2 separate regions of the Homo sapiens genome follow, and region 2 is linked to region 1. A link is a loop called in an ENCODE intact Hi-C map of the cell type or tissue named here. Cell type or tissue: Caco-2. All regions are shown on one strand.

Region 1 (8,000 bases):
TTTAATGAGATGGTAAGCGGTGCATGATCGGTCTCCAAGGAGGGAGTAGAGGTATCTTACACTTGTGGGTTAAGGTGGGGGGATACAAGAGGAGGACGCAAAGGAGGCTTTGGATTGGGAAGAAGGGTGGCAATGAGGTGTGGCTGTAGCCCAGGAATAGTCAGGGAAGCAGATAATTTAGTTAAAGTGTCTCAGCCTAATAAGGGAACTGGGCAGGTGGGGATAAGTAAAAGGAGTGCTTAAAAGAGTACTGTCTAATTTGGCACCAGAGTTGGGGAGTTTTAAGAGGTTTAGAAGCCTGGCCGTGAATACCCACAACAGTTATGGAGGCAAGGGAAACAAGCCCTTGAAAAGAAGGTGATGTGGAGTGGATAGCCTCCGTATTGATTAAGAAGGGGATGGACTTACTTTCCACTGTGAGAGTTATGGGAAGCTTGGCGTCCCTGATGGTCTAGGGGGCTTCTGAGGCAATCGGGCAGCGTCAGTCTTCAGCCGCTAAGCCAAGAAGATCTGGGAAGCAGTCAGCCTTGGGCCAGACTTCCAGGAGCTCTGGGAGTGGCTGCCAGGTGAGTTGAACAGTCCGATTTCCAGTGGGGTCCCGCACAGATGGGATGCAGCTTAGGAGGAATTCTGGGCTGTAGGCATTCCTTGGCCTGGTGGCCAGATTTCTGGCACTTGTAGCAAGCTCCTGGGGGAGGAGGTTCTGGAGGAACGCCTGGCCACTGCGGTTTAGGCGTTCGGAAGTTCTTGTGTGCTGGAGATGTGGCTGGGGTTTGTCTCACAGTGGAGGCAAGGAATTGCAACCTTTTTCTATTATTGTACACCTTGAAGGCAAGGTTAATTAAATCCTGTTGTGGGGTTTGAGGGCCGGAATTTAATTTTTGGAGTTTTATTTAATGTTGGGAGCAGATTGGGTAATAAAATATATTTTGAGAATAAGACAGCCTTTTGACCTTTTAGGGTCTAGGGCTGTAAAGCGTCTCAGGATTGCTGCCAAAGGAGCCATGAACTGGGCTGGATTTTTATATTTGATGAAAAAGAGGCTAAACGCTATCTGATTTGGGATAAAGAAAAAGGAGCATTAACCTTGACTATGCCTTTAGCTCCAGCCACCTTTTTAAGAGTAAATTGCTGGGCAGGTGGGGGAGGGCTAGTCACGGAATGAAACTGTAAGCTGGACCAGGTGTGAGGAGGGGAGGTGATAAAAGGATTATAGGGTGGAGGAGCGGAGGCTGAGGAAGAATTGGGACCTAGCTCGGCCTGGCGAGGGAGCAGCCTGGGGAGGAGGGGAGAGGTCAGATGGGTCTGTAGAAAAGGAAGATTAGAAAGGCTCAGCGACACTTGGGATTGGGACTGAGGGGACAGGTGGGAGGGAAAGGAGGAAGATTTGGGATGAGTTGCACTGGGAACAGAGACTAGAGAGGGACCGATGTGTGAAAGAATGCCTGGACATCAGGAACCTCAGACCATTTGCCCATTTTACGATAAGAATTATTTAGATCTTGTAGGATGAAAAAATTGAAAGTGTCATTTTCCAGCTATTTGGAACTACTGTCAAGTTTGTATTGGGGTCAAGTGGCATTGCAGAAGAAAATAAGATGCTTAGATTTTAGGTCAGGTGAGAGCTGAAGAGGTTTTCAGTTTTTGAGGACACAGGCTAAGGGAGAAGAAGGAGGAATGGAGGGTGTAAAGTTGCCCATAGTGAAGGAAGCAAGCCCAGAGAAAAGAGAGTAGAGACATGGAGGGAAGGGGTTCGGGAGTTCTTACCTTCCAGAAAAGCAGGAAAGGGGTTGGGGCGTGGAAATAAGGGGTTGGGGTGCAGAGATAAGAGGTCGGGGTGTGGAAATAAGGCATGTGGTGCAGAGATAAGAGGTCAGGGCATGGAAATAAGGGATTGGGGTGCAGAGATACGAGGTTGGGGTACTTGCCCCTCCTCTAGAAAAGCGGGACTTGCCACTCAGGGTGAAGGAGAAGGGGTTGGGGTTTCTTGCCCCGCAGAAAGGTGGAGAATGGGTAGAGACACGGAGAGAAGGGGTTGGGGTACTTGCCACTAAGGGCGAAGGACCAAGGCAGGCGTCCCTGCATGGTCTGACACCTCTGAAACCTGGGTGAATAATCAAAGAGGCACCCCTGCAATGATTAAACACCAAGGGAAGGCTGCCTTCCCTAGTCCGTGACCGGCGCTGGAGTTTTGAGTCCATGGATAAAACGTGTCTCCTTTCTCTCTACCAGAAAATGAAAGGAATTGAAATTAAGAGAAGGGAGAGATTGAAGAGTGGAAAGGAGAAAGTGGTTGAGGGACAGTGAGAGAGGTTGGAGAAGAGAGTAAGAAGAGGCCACTTACCCGATTTAAAATTGGTGAGATGTTCCTTGGGCTGGTTGGTCTGAGGACCTGAGGTCGTAGGTGGATCTTTCTCATGGAGCAAAGAACAGGAGGACAGGGGATTGATCTCCCAAGGGAGGTCCCCCGATCTGAGTCACGGCCCCAAATTTCATAGGCGTCCATGTGAAGAGACCACCAAACAGGCTTTGTGTGAGCAATAAAGCTTTTAATCACCTGGGTGCAGGCGGGCTGAGTCCAAAAAGAGAGTCAGCAAAGGGAGATGGGGTGGGGCCGTTTTATAGGATTTGGGTAGGTAAAGGAAAATTACAGTCAAAGGGGGGTTCTCTGGCAGGCAGAGTGGGGGTCACAAGGTACTCAGTGGGGGAGGTTTTGAGCCAGGATGAGCCAGGAGAAGGAATTTCACAAGATAATGTCATCAGTTAAGGCAGGAACAGGCCATTTTCACTTCTTTTGTGATTCTTCAGTTACTTCAGGCCATCTGGGCATATGCGTGCAAGTCACAGGGGATGCGATGGCTTGGCTTGGGCTCAGAGGCCTGACAACCACACCTGGCTAATTTTTTAAATTTTTTGTAGACATGGGGTCTCGAATTCCTGGGCTCAAGCAGTCCTCCTGCCTCGGCCTCTGAAAGTGTTGGGATTACAGGCGTGAGCCCCGGTGCTCAGCCTGTCTTTTATTTTAGAAGGTGTAGTAGACAGACGTTAAGGGAACCCCATGATCCCTGCTTCCAGGTATTCATGTCCTTGTATAATCTCCCCTGTTGATTGTGGGTGGGATTTGTGTGCTACAGTCTAAATATTGGTATCCCCCAAAATTCAAATGTTGAAGGTTGCAGCCCGATACAATAGCATGAAGAGGTGGGGATTTGGAAGGTGTTTAGGTCATGAGGACTCCACCCTCACAAATGGAATTGGTGCCCTTATAAAAGAGGTCAAAAGGCACCCCTGCCCCTTCTGCCCCGTGAACACACAGGAACGAGGCTCCATCGTGGAAGCAGAGGGCCAGCCCTCACCAGACACCAGATCTGCTGGCACCTTGATCTTGGACCTCACAGCCCAAGAACTGCGAGAAATAAATTTCTATTGTTTATAAAGTACTCAGGCTAAGGTATTTTGTTAGCAGCCTGAATAGACAAGATATCGTAATTGCTTCTAACTAGTAGAATACAGCAAATGTGATGAGATATCATGCCCATGATTACATTAAGATTTGGGCTAGAGGAGACCTTAGCCTCATCAAAGGATTACATTCTGTGTGTTTGAGGCCATATTTACCTGCTCTAGCAAAGATACCACGTCTGGTGCAACAGCGCCACCAGGGCTATGAGCTAGTTAAGTCGGCTCTAAACTCTAGTTAAATTCAGTGTCATCTGGCTTCTGCAGGCCAGACCGGAGAATTAAATGGAGACGTGATAGGAACCACCCATCCTTTAGATCTTTAAGTGTGGCCATTATTTCTGCCCTCCTTTCTGCCACCCACTCACTCCTCTGTAATGCAATATGTTTTTCAAATGTGGTAAATTTCACGTGCATCCGTGTGAAGAGACTACTAAACAGGCTTTGTGTGAGCAGTAAAGCTTTTAATCACCTGGGTGCAGGCGGGCTGCGTCTGAAAAGAGAGTCAGCGAAGGGAGATAGGGGTGGGGCTGTTTTATAGGATTTGGGTAGGTAAAGGAAAATTACAGTCAAAGGGGGTTTGTTCTCTGGCAGGCAGGAGTGGGGATCTCAAGGCGCTCAGTGGGGGAGATTTTGAGTCAGGATGAGCCAGGAAAAGGACTTTCACAAGGTAATGTCATCACTTAAGGCAAGGACCAGCCATTTTCACTTCTTTTTGGTGGAATGTCATCAGTTAAGGCGGGGCAGGGCATATTCACTTCTTTTGTGATTCTTCAGTTACTTCAGGCCACCTGGGCGTATACGTGCAAGTCACAGGGGATGCGATGGCTTGGCTTGGGCTCAGAGGCCTGACATTCCTGCCTTCTTATATTAACAAGAAAAATAAAACAAAATAGTGTTGGGGCGGCAAAAATTTTTGGGGGGTGGAATGGAGAGAGAGAACGGGCGATGTTTCTCAGGGCTGCTTCAAGCAGGATTAGGGGCGGCGTGGGAACTTAGAGTGGGAGAGATTAAGCTGAAGGGAGATCTCATGGTAAGGGGTGATATTGTGGGGTTGTTAGAAGAAACATTTGTCGCATAGAATGATTGGTGATGGCCTGGATACGGTTTTGGATGAATTGAGAAACTAAACGGAAGATACAAGGTCCGAATAAAAGAAGGAGAAAAATGGGTATTAAAGGACTAAGAATTGGGAGGACTTAGGACATCTAATTAGAGAGTGCCCAAGGGGGTTCAGCGTAATTACTTGCTTGGTTGGCAAGTTTTTGGGCTCGATCCTTGAGTTTTTTTATGTTGTCATACACTAGGCTAGATTGATTTAGGTAAAAACAACACTTTTCATTTAAGAATATACAGAGTCTTCCTTTTCCAGCAGTGAGTAAGTCAAGGCCTCGGTGGTTTTGGAGGACAACTGCAGCTAAAGAGTCATCTTGGGCCTGGAGGACTGATAAAGTTTGTGATATGTCTGATGCTAGCAGAGAAGTCATTAGACAGGCTACGGAAGGTCATGACAGAGGTTGAAATGCCTGCTATTCTAATACTGAGAGCAATAGTGAAGGCAGAAAGTCTTTTTTTTTGTCATGTCGGTGTCATGAGGGGAACAGGGAGCTTTTTGGTGCTATTTACAAATTGAATTTTGGGAGTAAGGAAAACTAGTGTGCATGTGCCTGTCTAATTAGCAGGTAGACACATGTAGGTAGAGGATCTACAGAGGAAGAAGAGACCTTGTGCGAGGCAAAACTGGAGATGTAAAAAGGTGAGAAGGAGTGCTGAGAGGGGTGTGTTGTACTTAGACTCCTAGGGATCCAGCTGGGGCGGCAGCTGTCAGAGGTTGTAATGGGGACTGATGGGGTAACTGCGTAGAGGAGGAGGTTCAATTTTCATGTTGTATGAGAAAACGTTGAGTATCTACGAGAAACCTTTCACTGTTATTTTTGGGGCTGAGTATAAGTAAACAAGAAGAGGGCCTGGGAGGAGAGTCTGATGAGCAAGGGGAAGGTAGCCAAGGATGGAGTGAAATACAGGGTAAGTGTCTTCCTAAGCAATAATTACTGCTAACGTTTTTAAGTTTGTCAGTATTGATAGAGGGCTTGTCTGTAATACAGAGCTGGAAGGCTTTAATTGTTTCAGTGATGTGTGTAGTTGGGCTTCGGAGATGAAGAGTAAAGGAACATCGAGAAGGTGAAAGATTACCTAGGGGAATTCCGGTAGGTCTTTGCCAAGAGATACATAAAGGAGCGGCCACAGGAATAGTAGTTTGTGTTGTAAGAGGTCCAAATATGAGGGGAGTAGAGTTAATATAAGGAGAAATGTTTTTTAAATAAGTGCGGAGGAGGGCGGCATCTTGCTGATGTGAAATGTCTGGGGAAGTTTTGCTGGACTTGTCTAGAAAGTAAATGAGTTCTTCAGGAGGGTAAAGGTGAGGGCTGTTAAAGGAAGTTTGGAGGTGTAAGGAGACAGGAGATGTTGCCTAGTCTGTCTGTAAGGTGGGGACAGCTGTGTAGGCACTGGAAGAAAGGGAAATGCAAAGCCAGCAGTTGTTCACTAAGGAGGGATTAGAGGTGGCTAGGAGGGAATGGGTAAGGTTGATAGTGTGGTGGAGATAGCTGGGGAGAGGTAAAGGGTGGCATAAGAATGAGAATGAGAATAAGAGTGAGTATAAAAGTAAAGAATAGAACTTCATCAGGGTGGAAGTATTGGAGGGTGCCCTGCCAGCAAAGATCATCTACTTACTTTAAGAGGGAATTAAGAGTGGCAGTTTGGGGATAGCACCAAGGGATATCAGCTGTGATGGCTTGAAGAAACAGTGTAAACTGGCAGTGTAAACAAGAGTAGGGCATTTATAAGTAGTTGAAAACGGAGAATAGGAGTATGACTAGACAGAAAATAGTATGGATGACAAGTTTTTTGGGGCTCGGCCTAAGTGGTGGGGGTAACTTCTTTGTTGCAAAAAGTAGGGTAAGGACGAACAGACCTAATAGAATGAAGGGATGTATTAGGCTCATAAGGGTTATTACTGTTCTTCAGAAATAGGAGTGAGTTTAAGGGAAGTAGGGGAGAGTACTTGCAACTTCCAGGAGGAAGAGGAGGGATTAGGCTGGCTGTCCGATGGACACAGCTTTATTCTGGAATGGTGAACCTAGTGGGGAGGATCCTGCAGGCGGACGGCAGTCAGGGTACTATAGATGACTAAGTAGGGTCCGGTCCATCGAGGTTGTAGAGTTTGAGGGGTCAGATTTTTAACAAGAACTGATCGTTTAGCTAGGGTGTCTTCTTATGGCTGGGGATCTGGAGTAGGCAAGAGAGGATTACAGCTTGGTGAATTTCCTGTCTAGCCTGCTGGAGGACTGGAAGATAGTCGCCTAGAGGGCTGGTGTCTGGGATGAGGTTGGGGCTAAGCAAGAAAGTGCGTCTATATAAAAGTTCAAATGGACTGTACCTTGTAGCATCTTGAGGACAGGCTCTAATTCTGAGAAGGGCAAGAGGTAAAAGTACTAACTAATCTTTTTGAAGTTGGTGGCTGAGCTTGGTGAGGTGTGTCTTTAAAAGACTATTAGTCCTTTCTACTTTTCCTGAAGATTGAGGACTGTAAGGGATATGAAGGTTCTACTGAATACCAAGAGCCTGAGAAACTGCTTGGGTGATTTGACTAGTAAAGGCTGGTCTGCTATCAGACTGTATAGAGGTGGGAAGGCCAAACTGAGGAATTATGTCTGACAGAAGGGAAGAAATGACTGCGGTGGCCTTCTCAGACCCTGTGGGGAAGGCCTCTACTTATCTAGTGAAAGTGTCTACCTAGACTAAGATATTTTAGTTTTCTGACTTGAGGCATGTGAGTAAAGTCAATTTGCCAGTCCTGGGCGGGGGCAAATCTTTGAGCTTGATGTGTAGGGAAGGGAGGGGTCTGAACAATCCTTGAGGGGTAGTAGAATAGCAGATGGAACACTGAGAAGTGATCTCCTTGAGGATAGATTTCTATGATGGAAAGGAAATGAGAGGTTCTAAGAGACGGGCTAGTGGCTTGTAACTTACATGGAAGAGGTTATGAAATGACGACAGAATAGAATGGGCTTGTGAGGCTGGAAGGAGATATTTTCCTTGGTCTAAGAACTATTTGCCTTGTGTGGGAAGAGATTGACAGGTGGAAGTTTCAGCGGGGGAGTAGGTGGGAGTGACTGATGTGAAGGAGAAAAACTGGCCGTGAGGGACAGAAGTTGCAGAGCTAGCTGCTTGTCTAGCTACTTTATCAGCATAAGTGTTGCTGTGAGAGACAGAATTTGGAAAGCTAGCTGCTTGTCTAGCTACTTTATCAGCATAAGTGTTGCTTAGAGCAATGGGATCTGACGCCTTTTGATGCCTCTTGCAGTGAATGACTCCAGCTTCCTTTGGAAGTAAAGCGGCCTTGAGTAGAGTTTTTATTAAAGAGGCATTAATGATGGAGGACCCTTGTGTAGTGAGGAAACCTCTTTCAGCCCATATGACCGCATGGTGGTGCAGAATATGAAAGGCATATTTAGAATCAGTATAGATATTGACGTGTA
Region 2 (8,000 bases), 230 kb before region 1:
TTCCTCCCACCTTGAGACCTTTGCACATGCAGCTCTCTCCGTCTGTGGTCTCTGTGTATGGAGGAGACTGTGCCTCCTGTCTTCAGTCTCTGCAAATGTCACCTCCCCACACTGGGCTAACTGCCCGACCAAATCCTTTCCTCCAGGTTGCCAGGGACACACACGGCACAACCTTGGGAAAAATCGAAGAAAGTTATGCATATTTCACGTCCGACACCAGAATAAAATCCACGTGGATCCAAGTTTTCTTTTTCTTCTTTCTTTTTATTTATTTATTTATTTTTTATTGATCATTCTTGGGTGTTTCTCGCAGAGGGGGATTTGGCAGGGTCATAGGACAATAATGGAGGGAAGGTCAGCAGATAAACAAGTGAACAAAGGTCTCTGGTTTTCCTAGGCAGAGGACCCTGAGGCCTTCCGCAGTGTTTGTGTCCCTGGGTACTTGAGATTAGGGAGTGGTGATGACTCTTAACGAGCATGCTGCCTTCAAGCATCTGTTTAACAAAGCACATCTTGCACCGCCCTTAATCCATTTAACCCTGAGTGGACACAGCACTCGTTTCAGAGAGCACAGGGTTGGGGGTAAGGTCACAGATCAACAGGATCCCAGGGCATAAGAATTTTTCTTAGTACAGAACAAAATGAAAAGTCTCCCATGTATACTTCTTTATACACAGACACGGCAACCATCCGATTTCTCAATCTTTTCCCCACCTTTCCCCCTTTTCTATTCCACAAAACCGCCATCGTCATCATGGCCCATTCTCAATGAGCTGTTGGGTACACCTCCCAGACGGGGTGGTGGCCTGGCAGAGGGGCTCCTCACTTCCCAGTAGGGGCGGCCGGGCAGAGGCGCCCCTCACCTCCCGGACGGGGCGGCTGGCCGGGCGGGGGGCTGACCCCGCCACCTCCCTCCCGGACGGGGTGGCTGCCCGGCGGAGAGGCTCCTCACTTCCCAAACGGGGTGGCTGCCGGGCGGAGGGGCTCCTCACTTCTCAGACGGGGCGGTTGCCAGGCAGAGGGTCTCCTCACTTCTCAGACGGGGCGGCCGGGCAGAGACGCTCCTCACCTCCCAGACGGGGTCGCGGCCGGGCAGAGGCGCTCCTCACATCCCAGATGGGGCGGCGGGGCAGAGGCGGTCCCCACATCTCAGACGATGGGCGGCCGGGCAGAGACGCTCTTCACTTCCTAGATGTGATGGCGGCCGGGAAGAGGTGTTCCTCACTTCCTAGATGGGATGGCGGCCGGGCTGAGACGCTCCTCACTTTCCAGACTGGGCAGCCAGGCAGAGGGGCTCCTCACATCCCAGACGATGGGCGGCCAGGCAGAGACGCTCCTCACTTCCCAGATGGGGTGGCGGCCGGGCAGAGGCTGCAATCTCCGCATTTTGGGAGGCCAAGGCAGGCGGCTGGGAGGTGGAGGTTGTAGCGAGCCGAGATCACGCCACTGCACTCCAGCCTGGGCACCATTGAGCACTGAGTGAACGAGACTCCCGTCTGCAATCCCGGCACCTCGGGAGGCCGAGGCTGGCGGATCACTCGCGGTTAGGAGCTGGAGACCGGCCCGGCCAACACAGCGAAATCCCGTCTCCACCAAAAAAAATACGAAAACCAGTCAGGCGTGCAGCGCGTGCCTGCAATCGCAGGCACTCGGCAGGCTGAGGCAGGAGAATCAGGCAGGGAGGTTGCAGTGAGCAGAGATGGCAGCAGTACAGTCCAGCTTCAGCTCAGCATCAGAGGGAGACCGTGGAAAGAGAGGCAGAGGGAGACCGTGGGGAGAGGGAGATGGGAGACGGGAGACGGGAGACGGGAGACGGGAGACGGGAGACGGGAGAGGGACTTTTTTTTTTTTTTTTGAGACAGAGTTTCACTCTTGTTTGCCCAGGCGGGAGTGCAATGGCATGATCTTGGCTCATGGCAACCTCCGCCTACCTGGTTCAAGCAATTCTCCTGCCTCAGCCTCCTGCGTAGCTGGGATTACAGGCATGTTCTACCATGCCTGGCTAATTTTGGGTTTTTTTTTTTTTTTTTTTTTTGTCTCGCTCTGTCCCCCATGCTGGAGTGCAATGGCGCAATCTCGGCTCACTGCAAGCTCCGCCTCCCGGGTTCACGTCATTCTCCTGCCTCAGCCTCCCGAGTAGCTGGGACTACAGGTGCCCACCACCACGCCCGGCTAATTTTCTGTATTTTTAGTAGAGACGGGGTTTCACTGTGTTAGCCAGGATGGTCTCGATCTCCTGACCTCGTGATATGCCCATCTCGGCCTCCCAAAGTGCTGGGATTACAGGCGTGAGCCACCGCGCCCGGCCTAGTTTTGTATTTTTAAGAGATGGGGTTTCTCCATGTTGGTCAGGCTGGTCTTGAACTCCCGACCTCAGTTGATCCACCCACCTCGGCCTCCCAAAGTGTTGGGATTACAGGCGTGAGCCACTGCACCTGGCCGGATCCAAGTTTTCAATGGAAAGCCTGAAAGCATAACAGTCCTAGAAGAGAATATGGGGAAGTTTGTTTTGAATCTTAGAGCAGGGACAATTTTATCTATGACTCAAAACTCAGACACCATAAAAGAATAAAGTGTTTGACTACAGAAAAAGTCTACATTAAAAAAAGCAAATGGGCTGAGCGTGGTGGCTCACACCTGTAATCTCAGCATTTTGGGAGGCTGAGGTGGATGGATCACTTGAGGTCAGGAGTTTGAGACCAGTCTGGCCAACATGGTGAAACCCGTCTCTACTAAAAATAACAAAAATTAGACAGGCGTGGTGGTGCATGCTTGTAGTTCCAGCCACTCAGGAGGCTGAGGCAGGAGAATCGCTTGAACCTGGGAAGTGGAGGTTACAGTGAGCTGAGATAATACCGCTGCACTCCAGCCTAGGTGACAAGAGTGAGACTCCATCTCAAAAAATAAATTAAATAATTTTAGAAAAAGCAAATAAAAAGACAAACTGGTTAGTTATTGGGGAAATGCAACTTGAAAGCATAATGAAACCCCCTTCACACCCACGAGGGTGGCTATAATCAAAGTTCCAGGTAATAAGTGTTGGTGAGGACGTGGAGGAAGTGGGGCCCTCATAGTGGCCCTGCTTTTGCTGGCGGGAATGTAAAATAGTACAGCCACTTTGGAAAACACTCTGGCAATTCCTGAAACAGGTTCCAGCAATTCCATTCCAAGAGAATTGGAAACACATGTCCCACAAAAAAACGTGTGCACAGACGTGTACAGCATCATTACTCATAATAACCAGAGTGGAAACAACCCAAACATCCATCCATAGCTGAAAGGAGACCTGAAATGTGGTCCGTCCACACAGTGGAATATTATTCAGCCATGAAAAGGAATGAAGTTCCGATACATACCACAACCTGGACGGAAGCATTACGCAGAGAAACCAGACACAAAAGATCCCATACTGTATGATTCCATCTGTATGAAATGTCCAGAATAGACAAATCGTTAGAGACTGAAAGTATATTAGTGGTTGCCCGGGGCTGGGAGAGTTGGGGGAAATGAGAAGTGATTTTGCTAATGGTACAGGGTTTCTTTTGGGGTAAGGAAAATTTTCTAAAATTGATTGTGATCATGTTGCACAATTATTTGAATATACTAAAAACAATTGAAATATACTTTAGAGGGTGAACTGTATCTCAATACTGTTGTTTTTAGGACACACTGGTAATAAATTTTTTTTAGCTCAATCTATAAAAAGAGCAACAGCCTAATAGAAAACTGGGCAAAGCATATGAGCAGTATACTGAAAAAGAAATACAAATGGCCCCCACATTTGTAAAAAGATGCTCAGTGATTGAGCCACTGCAATCCAGCCTGGCAACAGAGCAAGACTCCGTCTAAAAAAAAAAAAAAAGAAGATGCTCACCTTATTTATTTATTTATTTTTTTTGAGACAAGTTCTTGCTCTGTTGCCCAGGCTGGAGTGCAGTGGCACGATCACGGCTCACTGCAGCTTCAACCTCCAGGGCTCAGGTGATTCTCCTACCTCAGCCTCCCAGGTAGCTGAGACTACAAGTGCACACCACCACACCCAGCTAATTTTCGTAGAGATGGGGTCTTGCTATGTTGCCCAGGCTGGTCTCAAACTCCTGGGCTCAAGAGGACCTCCCGCCTCACCCACCCAAAGTGCTGGGATTACAGGTGAGAGCCACCGCGCCCGGCCTCAGGTTTACTTACAATGAAAATAATGCGCGTGCAAACTGCCCCCAAGATACCACTTTTCACTTCTCAGACAGAGGAATGTCCACATTTCGGCAGGCACTCTGGTCAGGCCTGTGCAAACCCTCACACCTGGGCAAGGGGACTACGGAACAGGACAATCCCCACGAGGAGATGTGATGGTTACTCTGATGTGTCAGCCTGATGGGGCGACAGGGTGCCGAGATATTTGGTCAAACATGATCCTGGGTGTGCCTGTGAGGCTGTTTCTGAATGAGATGAACATTGAAATCCACAGACTGAGGAGAGCAGAGGGCCCTGCTACCTCGGATGGGCTCCATCCAGTCAGTTGACGGTCTAAGTGGAACCAAAGGCTGATCTTCCCCCAAGCAAGAGGGAATTCCTGCTGCCTGACTGCTTTGGAAGGGGGACATGGCTCTTTCCCTGCATCTGCTCTCCTGGGTTTCTAGCAGCCAACTGCAGATCTTGGGACTGTCAGCCTGCATAATTTAGGGAGTCATTTCTCAATTCCTTACCATAAATCTCAGTCTCTCTCTCCCCACCTTCCCATCTCGTGTGTGTGTGTGTGTGTGTGTGTGTGTGTGTGTGTGTGTGTGCATATGTACACATATATCCCATAGGATTTGTTTCTCTTGAGGTCTTCACTAATACAGAGGGCAACTCGGTGAAGGACGTCAACACTGTCTGTACACATGGCCTTGACTCAGCAATCACAATTCTGGGAATCCACCCAAGGGATGAGGCCTACAGGTGAAAACATGACCTTTGTACAGTTATTCATTGCAACAATGTTTATAGGAGCAAAAGACTGGGAAGACTCTTGTGTCACAGGGAACAAATGATTGTGGTAAGATAAATCCTTATGATGGAGCACTTTGTCCCTTTAGGCAGCATATATAAATAAAGTTAATGAACCTTAATGGAAATGAGCACCCAGACACAGAAGTAGATTCTAAAATGCAAGCACAGAGCACGGGTGATAGCGTGCTCCCTTTACCATAAGAAAAGAAGCAAACACATACAGGCACTCGTTTTTGCTTATATTTTCATAAGTAAATTCTGATGGATACACGAGAGACCATGTGTCATACAGGCCAGGGATGGGAGTAAGACTTTTCTCTAGATACTTTTTTCTTTCTTTTTTCTTTTTGAGACAGACTTGCTCTGCCACCCAGGCTGGAGTATAATAGCGCCACCTCGCCTTACTGCAACCTCTGCTGCCTGAGTTCAAGCTATCCTCACACCTCATCCTCCTGAGTAGTTAGGACTACAGGACTACAGGCGAGCACCACTACGCCCAGCTAACTTTTGTAATTTTTTGTGGAGATGGGGTTTTGCCATGTTGCCCAGGCTGGTATCCAACTGCTGCTCAAGTGATCTGTCCACCTTGGTGTCCCAAAGTGCTGGGATTACAGACGTGAGCCACCGCACGTGGCCTCTAGATACTTTTTAATTTTGATCTGGTATTTGAACCATAGTAATGATCCCAATATATCCTCTTCTCAGAAAATAAAATATCCCCTCCTCACCCACCTCCGGTGTATTGGTTCATTGCCCTTGCAGGCCCAAGCCCCGCGATGGTGGAATGTGTCTGTTTGTTCCCGACTGCACACACTCCCTGCACCTAGGAGAGGCCTGGAGTTTAGCAGGTGCACACAGGGGCTGAAGGGTTGGATAGAGAAAAGCTGGAATCAAACTAAAAACAACAGAGAATGCTTGAAATAAACGAAGGCGCATTCCAGCTGTGAGTGGTACATCTATTATGCAGTCAGGAAGGAAGCAGGTCCCTTCCAGGCGCGGTGGCTTACGCCTGTAATCCCAGCACTTTGGGAGGCCAAGGTGGGCGGATTACGTGAGGTCGGGAGTTCAAGACCAGCCTGACTAACATGGCGAAACCCCATCTCTACTAAAAATACGAAATTAGCCGGGTGTGGTGGCGCATGCCTGTACTCCCAGCTACTTGGGAGGCTGAGGCAGGAGAATCGTTTGAACCTGGGAGGCGGAGGTTTCAGTGAGCTGAGATCGTGCCACTGCACTCTAGCCTGGGCAACAAGAGACTCCGTCTCAAGAAAAAAAAAAAAAAAAAGAAACAAGCAGGTCTAGGCCAAGCAATTTCCAAACTCACTGTTAAGTGGGGGAAAGCCCGTTCTAGAACTGTATCTACAACCCCATCTGCTTTACATTAAAGCGACTCCTAAATAAAACTATGTATTTCTAGATATATATACGGTACATAAAATGCGAAAAAGACTGGGAGAATACACAGCCGACTCACAACTGTGCTTACTTCCAGAGGGGGAGTGGAAGGGTGTGGGAGGGAGAGGGGCCACGGGGCTTCGCTGTTCAGTTTCGGTGTCTTCTCAAGAGATTGTATTTATTACTCGAGGAAAACAACGTTTATAAATATAAATGTTAAAAAATAACGAGCAGAAACGCTTATATACCAAGTGACTTCCATTTTGTTAGCGCGCACAAAAAGAGTTGAGAAAACTATATGGAAAGTAGCACAGACCAAAAACAGGAAGCAGAGCGGCATGCTAATCAGGCAACAAGATTCCAGGCGATTTTAATAAGCGTTTTGTTTTACAGGTCAGTGTTTCCTGTTTTTCCACAAGGAATGCTTCTAATAAAGGGGGCTTGGAGCAGTCAGCCCGGGGAGTGAACTCTCGCTCCAGAACGGACGGGGTGGGCCGGGAGCCCCTGGGGACGCTGGGCCGGGCCGGGGGCGGGTCCGCCGGGGCTGGGCTGCAGGGTGGACCGAGAACACCCGGAGCAGGAAAAAGTGCTCGGTGCTGAGCGCCGGCAGGCGACCGGGGGTGCTCGCGCAGCGCGCTCGGTCCTCCCTCCGGGTCTCGGGGCTCTGCGCAGCTCCGGGAAGCGCACCGGGCAGCGGGCGGCCATCCCTGCTCCGTCTCTCCCCACCCCCAGTCCCAGCCCGGCGTCGGGCAAAGAGGCAATTTCACACTCTGGAGGGGCGACTGAGGGGTTCACGCCAATGCCCGCTGGTCCCTCCTGCAGTCTAACTTCTTCCACCCGGGCGCAGCCTGGGTCAACCTCCACCTTCAGCTATCGCCCCGGCCGTGGGGGGCCTCTCCTGCCAGCCGCCGCCGACCCAGCTGACTCAGGAGGGTATTCGCGCGCTCACCGAGGACGCCCTCCCCACTCGCCCCTGCGCCTCCTCGTCTGCAAAAGAGGAGCCGAGGATCCCAGCACTTTGGGAAGCCGAGGCGGGCGGATCACGAGGTCAGGAGTTCGAGACCAGCCTGGCCAATATGGTGAAACCCCGTCTCTACTAAAAATACAAACATTAGCCGGGTGTAGTGGCGAGCGTCTGTAATCCCAGCTACTCAGGAGGCTGAGGCAGGAGATTCGCTTGAACCGGGGAGGCAGAGGTTGCAGTGAGCCGAGATCATGCCATTGTGCTCCAGCCTGGGCGACAGAGCGAGACTCCATCATAAATAAATAAACAAACAAACAAATAAATAAATAAATAAAAAGAGGAGCCGAGGGAGAGCCTGGGACGGAACTGGGGCTCTCCATGGGCGCTTAGAGGAGCTGAGGAAGGCGGGGGACACCCGCACGCCCCCTCCCTAGCCTCCGCCAGCTCCTTCCCAGAGGGAAGGACCCGCGGCTGCGCGGGCGCCCTGGAACTAGACTGCGCCCTGGACCCCCAGCCCCTCTGCGGTCCTGCGCGGGCGCCGGGGCCGGCAGGGGAGGGGGCTGCAGCGCCTGGACTGGCCATGGAATTATGTTGCATGAAAAACAAAGAAAGCAGCGCTATTCGGCCGGTCGGCCGCTCCCTCCCCACCTCC

The links. Hi-C counts contacts between places; a loop is a spot of excess contacts. Peaks named below come from ENCODE experiments on the same cell type or tissue, not always from the same donor. Only the 100,000 strongest peaks of a DNase experiment are listed, where the experiment ranks them.
Region 2: it touches region 1 in a loop (4-fold over the local background); 12 of 110 quality-filtered maps call a loop at or near these places.

What each region holds. Positions count from the first base shown.
Region 1 is chr11:68,628,663-68,636,662 of GRCh38, reverse strand. No RefSeq gene overlaps it. Among named protein-coding and RNA genes, the nearest start is that of GAL, 52 kb to the left of the region's middle. RefSeq lists enhancers at 2,667-3,255, 3,256-3,844, 3,845-4,434. In Caco-2, a CTCF peak has its summit at 3,642; a DNase peak (open chromatin) is centred at 3,653; H3K27me3 peaks cover 130 bases.
Region 2 is chr11:68,854,625-68,862,624 of GRCh38, reverse strand. It overlaps LOC124902700 (a long non-coding RNA gene), which reads right to left. Exons shown (of 3, transcript XR_007062752.1): 2 at 3,357-3,423; 3 at 2,377-2,482. Among named protein-coding and RNA genes, the nearest start is that of LINC02701, 9.7 kb to the left of the region's middle. RefSeq lists a silencer at 6,976-7,035. In Caco-2, no CTCF peak of the experiment used is centred here; a DNase peak (open chromatin) is centred at 4,894.